Linked DNA regions of Homo sapiens: region 2 is linked to region 1. A link is an interaction called in ENCODE POLR2A ChIA-PET data of the cell type or tissue named here. Cell type or tissue: PC-3. All regions are shown on one strand.

Region 1 (2,500 bases):
AAGGTCCTCTCACTCCACCCAAAGTGGTACAGATGTTCTCTTAATGTTTCCTTCTAACATGTATATATATTTTATTTTTTACATTTGGATCCTAATTCCACCTGACATGTTTTACAAGAAATGTTAGATGGAGGGCCAACTATTTTCTTTCTGGTACCTAGCTATGTTACCAACATTTATTAAATAAGTCATCCTTTCTTTTTTTCTTTTTTTTTTTTTTTTAAGATGTGGTCTTGCTCTCTCAAAAATAAATAAATACATAAATAGATAAAATCAACCTTATCCATTCAATTTAAATAAATTTTATATACTAGGGGAAGGGAGAACAAAAAGAGAAAGCTTAATGCTTTTCCAATAAAATAGAAAAGCTTGGGTAAAATGAGTTACACTTACTTCATGTTTCTCTTTACTTTTTTCTAAAAGAATTTATAAAACCAAGCACATGTTGTTGTTCTTAAGAGCACACCTTGTGGTTTTGAGACCATTAAAGTTTGACAGAGTAACTTTTCTTTTTTATCTTTAGAAGAAATAATCTTGGGAAGTGTATCAAAGTACTTTTAAAAATGTGTATTGAATATACTTGCTCTTTAGAAACTATAGTTAAGTGAATGGCCGGGCGCGGTGGCTCATGCCTGTAATCCCAGCACTTTGGGAGGCCGAGGCAGGCAGATCACGAGGTCAGGAGATTGAGACCATGGTGAAACCCCGTCTCTACTAAAAATACAAAAAAAAATTATCCAGGCGCGGTGGCGGGCGCCTGTAGTCCCAGCTACTCGGGAGGCTGAGGCAGGAGAATGGCGTGAACCTGGGAGGCAGAGCTTGCAGTGAGCTGAGATCACGCCACTGCACTCCAGCCTGGGTGACAGAGCAAGACACCATCTCAAAAAAAAAAAAAAAATAGTTAAGTGAATGAATGAGAGACACAGACCCCCAGTAAGCAACTTCCTTTTCCATGAACTCCTCAAATTCCAATTCCTTTCGTGTGGTGCTTCTTTGGCTTGGTAAGTTTGTCCTACAGTCATGTGTTAATATTCTTGTCCCAATCCAACTATGATATAGGGCAACCTGCATGTGCCATAATAGTTACATAAGGAAGCCAAATAATTTCTAAAATGCATGAGAGAGGCTGTCTTTCCTGGATGAGGAAAGGAAGGAACACCTTTTGCCCCATGTTCCTTTCGGACTCATCTGTGGTGGCAATGGCATGAGAAACATTTGGCTCATTGTGCCTGCTTCAGAATTGCTGGGAACACCCACCCTTCAGAAGGCATGACTCAACTCCTTTTGGCTTTCACACTGTTGTCCACACCCCCAAACTCCATTGGCCTGTAACTGAACTCTCACATCTTCTCAGTTTCTTGGTACAGTGCTTTTCCTGTCGTCCCTATATGACTTCTAAAATGAATCCACATGAACTTACGTATGCCCTTCTGTTCCAAGGGCCAAGGAGTCCACCAGCCTTGTTCCCAGTGAGCACCTGCCATCATCTGGGAGGCTTAGCAGTGCACGGATGCTAATGTGGCATGCAACCAGCTTGTCAACACTTGAGCCAAAATAAACAAATCATCCTATCTGAATCCTAGTCACCATAAATGCCTCCTGGTACAAGTAAAATAAACATATCACCTTTTCATATAACTAGAAAACAAAAATAAGCACATGCATATTTTACTTAGGTAAAAATTAAAATTTACAGTCATGAAAGAATTTTATAATTTTTTTAAGAACTGCTACAGATGTTGAAAATCAGAATAAATTTACCAAAGCTAAAACTCATAATTTTTCAAAAGTAATAATCAAAGAAATAAAGAATTCTCAGTGTTGACAATAATTTCCATGGACATTTTGCTGTAAAGGCAAATTAAAGTATTCCCTAAAGAGAAAAATTCTTTAATTAAAAAAAACCCTTTATTATTTATTTTTTAAAGTGATGAGGTATCACTGTCACCCAGGCTAGAGTGCAGTGGTGTGATCATAGCTCACTGCAGCCTTGACCTTCTTGGCTCAAGCAATTCCCACGCATCAGTGTCCACAGTACATGGGACTACTACAACCAGCCCTAAAGAGAAAACTCATCTTAATTCCTCTTTTAAAATAATTCAAACAAACAAACAAAAAAATAATAATTAAAGTAATTCAAACAAGAGGTACTTACTGGTTACTATGTGCCAAACCTTAGGCTGGGTTAATCCTATGGATACAATAACAAATAAGGCACAGCTCCTGCCTATGGTGGAGAGGGAGGTACGCAGTGGAAGGCTCCATGAGTCCAGTAAGTAAATTACATAGAGAACCACTCTAGATCATAAGATGGTAATTACGTGAAAACAGCAGCCGCTAGATCTATAGTAAGCCTGAACTAACTAAATTCAGGAAAACAATGAGTCATAAGCTGCATAAATTTGTCATTTTGATTCTTTAATAAATTAGCAATATAAGAATCAAAAACCAAGAAATATGTTATCACATTACACTTAAACATATCTGTTTTGAGATGGTT
Region 2 (2,500 bases), 67 kb after region 1:
CAATTTGAAAATAGGTTTCAAGAGCCTTAATTTTTGTACTCTTTTCAACTTCCAGACATTTAATCTAAGAAAAAAACTTAAATTCACAAAAATGTATGTAAAGAATACCCAATGTAATATTATTTATAGTGAAGAAACATTAAAAACCCTCCTCAACATTCAACAAAAGGAAACTGGTTAAAGTAGAATGCATCTATAATGCAATTATAAGAAATCACTTGAAACAATACTATTGATATGTAACTGCCAACCTGAAAAGATGGTTACCATAGAGTATTAACAGAAAAATGTCTGTTTTAGACTACAGGTATGTCATAATTCTGACACTGTAAATAAATACAATATGTATTCATTCAAATATCAGGAAAAGGGTAGCACAAATTTAAAGTTTAAGAACAGAACAAGTTTAAATATATGCCCACAAATTATTTTAAATTCTTTCCTTCAAAAGAGAGCACCTAATTCCACTTTCTTTGTGTCTGTACTGCACTTAGTGACTGGCTTCTAACAAACAAAATGTAGAAGAAGTGACAGCAGCAGCTTGTGAATTCTGAAACTAGGTCATAAAAGCATATAGCTTCCTCCTTCCTCTCTCTCTAGGATCACTCCCTCTGGGGAAGCCAGCTGCCCTGTCGTGAGGATACTCATACAATCCTTTGAAAAGGCCAACAAGGTGAGGAACTGAAACTTCCTGCCAACAGCCAGCAAGGAACTAAGGCCTCCTAACAACAGCCATGTGAGCAGGCCATATTAGAAACATCCTCAAGGCCGGGCGCGGTGGCTCAAGCCTGTAATCCCAGCACTTTTGGGAGGCTGAGGCAGGCGATCACTAGGTCAGGAGATTGAGACCATCCTGGCTAACACGGTGAAACCCCGGCTCTACTAAAAATACAAAAAATTAGCCGGGCGTGGTGGCGGGCGCCTGTAGTCCCAGCTACTCCGGAGGCTGAGGCAGGAGAATGGCGTGAACCTGGGAGGCAGAGCTTGCAGTGAGCAGAGATCGCGCCACTGCACTCCAGCCTGGGCAACAGAGCAAGACTCTGTCAAAAAAAAAAAAAAGAGGAAAAAAAAAAAAGAAACATCCTCCAGCCACGGTCAAATCCAGAGAACTCCAGCCCCTAGGGCCAGACTGCAAACTTCAAGATGGACCCTGATCCAGAACTACACAGCTAAGCCACTCCTGAAACTCCTGCATTCCTGACTCAGAGATAAATGTCTGGTGTTTAAACCACTAAGCTAAGCCATTCCTGAATTCCTAACTCAGAAATAAATGTTTGGTGTTTTAAACTACTAAGTTTTGGGGCAAAACCTCACAACTTTACTGTGTTGGTTTCACATAATTCTATTTACTGAACACAGTAAAACTTTAATAACCTACACTTCCCTAAAAGAGCCTACAAAATTTATAGGACTTTGTATAAATCTACTACAACTAGAAATGGTCAAAAACAAGAATAAGAACAACACATTAAGCAATCACAAGAATTTCCAAAATGTAAGAGAGTGAAAGTACTCATGATAAATAATGCACCAAAATCTAAGAAAAGTATGATCACTATATAAAGCTACTGGAAGAATTTACCATGTCCCTGGAGCTGAAAATGGTCGAATGAGTGAAAACACTCAACTCTCACCTCACCCTCTTTATCTTCAGAGCTTAGACTGATAAAACTCTAAAGCATGTTTCTTATTGCATATAAATCCTTAAATCCTTCTTCACTATGACCAGTGACAGAAAGAATGAATTAAATTACTTGCCTAGGGTCATTTCAAGAGCTAGGAGAAGGATTGAAATGACTCCGTAAGAGGTCTAGGGGAGCACTAAACTGCATCTGGGAATTCTGTCTCAGAGCTAAGAAGCTAAAAGAAGCTCAGCAAGGAGTGCTGGCAGGAGCTTTGAAACAGATTTAAGACTAACTGCTTTTTAGCTAATGGAAATGACAACCAGCTGCTAAATAGATTTGGGAGGGTTAATTTATGCATCAGATCAAAATATATGAAGTCAACTGCCCAGTAAATCTTGCTTCTTACTGACAGCTATTCAATTTGATTAGGTTTATTTATATCTCCCAAATTACCATAGACACTTATCCTGGACAAATGTCATGCCCTGAACCTTTTGATAATCTCTAAATTCCTGAATATGCCTACAGATTACAGTTTTCTTTATAATACTGATTAACTGGTACCTGAAAAATAGTACCCCTTTATATCTCTAAAGATTCTGCAAACATAGGGCTAAAGTAATTAAAAAGGAAAAAAAAAATCCACCAAAGAAAATTCTCACATAAACTATAGTAAAATGAGCCATGAACTTTTAAAATAATACAACATCAAAATCATAAACATGATCACTGATTGTATGTTTGTGTAGTGGTGCAGGAAATAATACATTAAAATGCTGAAAGGGAAAGGCTGAATGAAGACAAGTTAGAACGAAAGGCTTCAAACCTGAGCATGTGCCAAAACCACCTAGAAGTCTTGCTAAAACAGAGATTGA

What was found. ChIA-PET counts read pairs that join two places held together with the same protein. Peaks named below come from ENCODE experiments on the same cell type or tissue, not always from the same donor. Only the 100,000 strongest peaks of a DNase experiment are listed, where the experiment ranks them.
Region 2: POLR2A ChIA-PET joins it to region 1 with 5 read pairs; 6 of 35 experiments call an interaction of 5 or more read pairs at or near these places.

Annotation. Positions count from the first base shown.
Region 1 is chr18:62,880,669-62,883,168 of GRCh38, reverse strand. All of the region lies in intron 4 of PHLPP1 (PH domain and leucine rich repeat protein phosphatase 1), which reads right to left. Among named protein-coding and RNA genes, the nearest start is that of PHLPP1, 170 kb to the right of the region's middle. In PC-3, no CTCF peak of the experiment used is centred here; a DNase peak (open chromatin) is centred at 1,258; H3K27ac peaks cover 1,499 bases.
Region 2 is chr18:62,813,723-62,816,222 of GRCh38, reverse strand. All of the region lies in intron 1 of PHLPP1 (PH domain and leucine rich repeat protein phosphatase 1), which reads right to left. Among named protein-coding and RNA genes, the nearest start is that of PHLPP1, 99 kb to the right of the region's middle. In PC-3, no CTCF peak of the experiment used is centred here; no DNase peak of the experiment used is centred here.